Regions from separate parts of the Homo sapiens genome. Here region 2 is linked to region 1. Evidence: chromatin loops called from intact Hi-C (ENCODE). Cell type or tissue: mammary epithelial cell. All regions are shown on one strand. Links, peaks and the distances in the headings refer to the core of each region. The heading gives the core; the rest is flanking DNA. Region 1 overlaps TMEM131L (transmembrane 131 like). Region 2 overlaps TRIM2 (tripartite motif containing 2).

Region 1 (2,904 bases), core at 321-2,820:
ATTGAATAAATGAAAAAGTGTAGTTTCTGAATACTTGATAAATTGTTTATTATTAGTGTGAGATTGAGCCTTTTACTTAAAGTTCTTTTCCTCCTTTTTTCTTCTTTTAGGCAGAAACCACTAATACTAGCCTCTTGCAGGTGCAACTGGAATGCAGTTTACATAATAAAGTGTGTCAGCAATTAAAGGTAAAATAAAATGTGTAGTGTTTTCTCTCTGCTTTCCTCCTGCCTCTTTGCTTAAAAATAAAACACAAGGCTGGGCGCTGTGGCTCATGCCTGTAATCCCAGCACTTTGGGAGGCCGAGGCGAGTGGATCACGAGGTCAGGAGATTGAGACCATCCTGGCTAACACGGTGAAACTCCGTCTCTACTAAAAATACAAAAAAATTAGCCAGGCGTGCTGGCGGGTGCCCGTAGTCCCAGCTACTTGGGAGGCTGAGGCAGGAGAATGGCGTGAACCTGGGAGGCGGAGCTTGCAGTGAGCCGAGATCGCACCACTGCACTCCAGCCTGGGTGACAGAGTGAGACTCCGTCTCAAAATAAAATAAAATAAAATAAAACACAAAACAGCATATTCTGTTCTCACACACGTCCCATTACGTTAAATGCTTCTCCTTTCCTCCATAGTTTGAAACCACAAAGTTGAGATGATTTTTTTTTTCCTTTTTTCCTCCTCCTTCCAACCATAGGGTTGTTATCTGGAATCTGATGATGTTTTGCGTCTACAAATGAGCATAATGGTAACAATGGAAAACTTTTCAAAAGAATTTGAAGAAAACACACAACATTTGTTAGATCATCTCTCTATTGTTTACGTAGCTACAGATGAATCTGAGACCTCAGGTAAGGTGGAATGTTTAAAAATTTTATTATATTTTCATCAGTCTGCATCATCATTCTATAGCATTTATGAACAGATTGTATCATAGCAAACCAAGACAAATAGCCTTTGCTTTAATTATTAAGTGATTGTAGTAGTAACTGGTTCTCAACCTACAACTGCTAAGAAGGCTGTATTATTTTGGGGAGAAGTGACAACTGCAAACTATTCTGAGTTTCCTTAGGAATAATTTTTCTTCATGTTTGGAGACAGTAAGGAAATTAAATGGGCATGACAGTTTAATATAAATATTTACAAAGTATTTGAAGTCTTGGGTTTCTTGTTCCACTTTTAATGATTTGCCTAAGCTCATTTAACCACATCATGCTGTTTTGTATTTTAAATAGCTAATAGGTTGCGGTTGTTCCTGGATGCTTGACAAGTTAGGTAGAATTTTAGTGTTCAGTTTTATGAATTTTATCTTTGGAAATGTGTGTCCTACTTATCAGAAATAAATGCATTCATCTGTTTAACTTCCTAAGAACTTTTTTCAGAGACACATTCTGTGATCCATGAAATTCCTAACGTAGAGTATACTAGTATCTTTTGGTTATCAAGACTTCTGAATGTGACTGTATATTTGTATTCATATTCAAGAAAGTATGGTTTTTATTCTTTGGGTTTTTTTGTTTGTTTTTTGGTTTTGTTTCTGTTTTTGTTTTTTTTAGACAGGATTTTGCTGTGTAGCCCAGGTGGGAGCACAGAGATGTGATCTCGGCTCACTGCAACCTCAGCCTCCTGGGCTCAAGCGATCCTGCCACCTTGGCCTCCCAAGTAGCTGGGACCACAGGCGCACACCACTATGCCTGGCTAATTTAAACCGTTTTTTTTTGTTGTTTTTTTTTTTTTTTTTTTTTTTTTTGTAGAGACAGGTTCTCCCTGTGTTGCTCAGGATGGTCTTGAACTCCTGGGCTCAAGCATTCCTCCCCGCTTGGCCTCCCAAAGTGCTGGGATTGCAAGCATGAGCCACCGTGCCCTGCTTTGGCAGTCTTAATTGGTTAAACAGCCTTTACCTTTCAGTCTTCAGAGCTGGCTGTGGTAGTGCTGGATCAGCAGGAGAGCTCTCCTGTCCTCAGTGCTTGGTGATTCTCATAGTGGCCAGTGAACATCTATGAGGGCAGATCCCTGACCCATGGGGACCACTTCTGTGGGTGAGGGCTAAAAGGAAGCCTGAAACCTGAGATCTCAGGATTTTCTTCTTTCCAAATGTGGTTATCCAAATGAGGAAATGAGGAGCTTTCTAATCAACAGGAGAACATAGCTTTATTTGAAGTCGTCCAGTTGGTTAGTTTCATTCAGAAGAGCATTGTGTGACCCTAAACTCAGAATTTTGCTCCTGGTAGTTCCTCATCATTTAGAGGGCTTAGGTTGGTAGGCATTTTTATGAGGATCTTTTTTCTTGTGATTAAAAAAGAAAAAAAAAAAGAAAACACCTCCTAGTTTTGATTTCAGTTTTGAGAAACAAGTTAACATTTTTTATAGAAATGTGTAATGTGGTATTTTAATGATTATATGAAGGTGTGAGAATGAGATGGCTCTGTTTTAATCTCTGATTAAATACTCTGCTTTAATACTCTGATTCTTTTGGACAGATGATTCAGCAGTAAATATGTATATATTACATTCAGGAAACAGCCTTATATGGATACAGGTAATTGTAAATGCTTACCTAAAGTAACTTTTAAAATTGCAAGTGTGCATTTAATTGTAGAATATGAGGGTTTTTCAGGAACAGAGACAGAAGCACTATCTTTATTCTTTTTTGCTTTAATTTAAGCCCATTTGCCCTTGCTTGAACCTCTGTTTGTATGAAGATTGTCAGCATCCCCTCCATATGGTTATGGCACAGATGCTGAGCAGTTGCTATGTATGGCTGGTCTGTGCTATTTATTCTAACGGTTCATTCAAACTGGATAAATACTCTCCCAGCTGAGAGTAGTCACATGGGACTTTTCTTTTATTTCAGGATATACGCCATTTCTCACAGAGAGATGCTCTGTCTCTGCAGTTTGAACCAGTACT
Region 2 (2,904 bases), core at 124-2,623, 360 kb before region 1:
ATGATTTCATTTATATGAAATGTCCAAGTGTGGCGGTGTGCCTATAATCCCAATTACTGGGGAGGCTGAGATGTGAAGATCGCTTGAGCCCAGGAAGTCAAGGCTGCAGTGAGCCATGTTTGTGACACTGCACTCCAGTCTGGACAACAGAACGAGACCCTGTCTCAAAACAAACAAACAAAAAAACCAAACAAATGCAGCCTCCTCTGGGAGGCCTTTCTTCGTTTCCTGCTTCTATGTTCCTATAACCCTCTGTCCATACACTTCTATCATTTCATAGTGTTTTGAAATTGTAGGTCGTCCCTCCCCACCTTCCCCTCTGCCCCCCAAAGAAGATAAGGCCCTTGAAAGTAGACTCATGCTTTTTCAAGCTTTGTATTCTCAGCCTTGTGACAGATGAAGGAAGGGAGGAAGGTAAGGAAGGAAGGATGGAGGGAGGAAGGAAGGAAGGAAAGAAGAAAAGAAGGAAGGAAAGAGTGAGGAAGGGAGGGAGGGAGGAAATAAGGAAGGAAGGAAAGAAGAAAAGGAAGGAAAGAGCGAGGAAGGAAGGGAGGGAGGGAGGAAATGAAGGAAGGAAGGAAAGCGCGAGGAAAGAAGAGAGAGAGGAAGGAAGGGAAGGAGGAAGGAAGGAAGGAGGGAGGAAGGAAGGGAGGGAGGGAGAGGGAGAAAAGGAACGAAAGAGTGAGGAAGGAAGGAAAGAGGGAGGAAGGGAGGAAGGAAGGAAGGGAGAGAGGAAGGAAGGAAAGAAGGAAGGAAAGAGCAAGGAAGGAAGGAAAGAGCGAGGAAGGGAGGGAGGAAGGAAGGAAGGAAAGAAAGAGAGAGAGAGGAAGGGTCCCTACTCCAACTTCTTTTACGGAGTAAAAAGGCCTAAAGAGACAGTCATGACTTATCATTTGCAGGACTGATTGTATCATACTTGACTCATTTGTTAACATTCACTTGAAGGAAACGCAGAGATTTTTTTTCTTCGCTCACATTCAGGAGCTGTGCTTGCTTATAATGAACTGTCATGATGGAGGCCGGCCCGTTTCAGCTCTCTCAGCCCCGTCAAGCTGAACTCACTTCCCCTGAAAGGACAGTGTTTGCATTTGTGTTTACGGGACTGGGGAAGAGGATGCGTTTTCAGGAGACCTGAAAACCGAGCCAACCCCCTTTTCCTGCCCCGCTGTGCTGCGATTGGCCCATCTTGGAGGCTGGCTGCAGGAGCCTTTAGTCATCGCACAGGGAAATCTTTCTGGAACCGGGCACCAACTTGCGTGTTTGTTTTCATGCTCTTTGTGCGGGGATTAGCTGTCGTGCCGGGCCTGAAAATGCTGCGAGCGCCGGGCGACATCTAATCCAGGATTTGCCTCTGCCTCGCGGTTGATGGAAAACAGATGTCTTACTGCTCTGGGCCTGAGCACAGAATGGAAATGACCGACCAGAGAGCCATTTGGAGCCGAGGACACCCGGTGAAAGCCATTCAGAGTCCAGCCAGGAGGCCGACTTTCCTCCTCTGGTCTGTTTTTACTACTTGAGCCGCTCGCTCAGAAAACGGCCTTAGATAAAGCAGTTTCACCTTCAGATCGCCTGAGGCTGCAGAAGGGCGGCTGCGGGGGAGGAAGGAGGAGGCGGAGAGGAGCGGGTGCGAAGTCCTGGGTCGCCTGCCCGCTGCCTGATGTCGTGAGCTAGGGCACCTCGGCCCTGGCTGGGCGCGCAGCGAGGCCCAGGCCCGAGGGGTGAGGCCCAGGCCACTCCGGAGCGCGCGCTGTTCCCGCGAAGCGAGTCGCCGTCTCGTAGTAAGTCGTGGCTCGGGCTGTGCCCTGGGAACCCTCCCGCCCGGGCAAGGTCCGGTGGCCGGAGCGTGCGGGAAGCCTGCCCAGAGTCCATTTCCGGACGGGCGCTGCGGGGCTGGCAGCCGGCCTGGAGCGGGTGCAGTGGGTCGGCGCGGCGCAGAGCTGTCAGCAACAGGGCCGCTGAGCAGCAGAACCTGGACGCCGCGCGGCTCCCAGGCCCTGCCCGCGGAGCTCTCCCGGGAGTCGCGGACCTCTGCCGTCCTCAGTCACCCGCGTCATGCAGGATAGCTTTCAAAGTCATTTTGCAGAGAAAAAAAGATACTGAGCAATCTGAAAGCAGGACTGTAGTAATTTTGAAAAGATCGGCTTCCTCTTTTTCTTTAAAAACATGTTTGGTCATTTTCCTAAAACTACTTTCCTTCCTTTAGCCTCCTCTTTTATTCTTTGCCCCAGCTCGTACTACAGTTCGGGCTTATTAGAGCAGGGAGATGGTGACTTTTGAGGGTTTGCAGGGCTCTTTCTGGTTGGTGTATGTATTCTGAAAATACTTGCCCGGTGTTGAAAGCTGCATGCCGCTGACAAAGTAGATAAAAAGCTGGGAGTGTGGAGGACGGTTCGTCTCACTAAATGCCTGTCAGATCCAAAGCATTCTGTGAACCCCAAATTCGTTCCGACCTGTAATCCAACCCCATGGAGCAACTGATGCCTTCCACCAGGCCCCTTTGCTTTCCCGGGAAATCACCAGCTTTAATTTATGGAACAGAGACAGCTTTAGATTCAAAGACTTTTAAAGAGTTAATTTTAGAGCACTTAGAATTCCAGCCATCCAAAGATTAGGCTAGCCCCTTAGGGTGTGAGGGGTTGTTCTTGCAGCAGTATGCACATCTATGCCTTTTTTCATTGTTTTCTTCTAAAAATGGAGATTAAATTTTACATCAATATTTTTAGAATGTAGTTAAGAGTTGTTGCCTGACAACTTGTATTGAGGGTTCCTTTCCCAGGGGGTGGGAGGAGGTATTGTGCTGGGTCCACTGCTTCCCAGCTCCACGTGACCTTTCCTCTCAAATTTCCACTTGATTTCATCTTTGGCAGAACTGGTACCTGCCCTTCAGCTCCAAGAAACAAAAGA

Evidence for each region. Peaks named below come from ENCODE experiments on the same cell type or tissue, not always from the same donor. Only the 100,000 strongest peaks of a DNase experiment are listed, where the experiment ranks them.
Region 2: a loop joins it to region 1, with 5 times the contacts of the local background. A loop is called at or near these places in 11 of 110 quality-filtered maps.

What each region holds. Positions count from the first base shown.
Region 1 is chr4:153,580,716-153,583,619 of GRCh38, forward strand. It overlaps TMEM131L (transmembrane 131 like), which reads left to right. Exons shown (of 35, transcript NM_001131007.2): 8 at 111-188; 9 at 692-845; 10 at 2,475-2,533; 11 at 2,849-2,904. Among named protein-coding and RNA genes, the nearest start is that of TLR2, 100 kb to the right of the region's middle. In mammary epithelial cell, for the core only: no CTCF peak of the experiment used is centred there; no DNase peak of the experiment used is centred there.
Region 2 is chr4:153,221,262-153,224,165 of GRCh38, forward strand. All of the region lies in intron 1 of TRIM2 (tripartite motif containing 2), which reads left to right. Among named protein-coding and RNA genes, the nearest start is that of TRIM2, 18 kb to the left of the region's middle. RefSeq lists enhancers at 646-1,147, 943-1,272 and a silencer at 1,663-1,852. In mammary epithelial cell, for the core only: no CTCF peak of the experiment used is centred there; a DNase peak (open chromatin) is centred at 1,110; H3K4me3 peaks cover 1,666 bases; H3K27ac peaks cover 1,922 bases.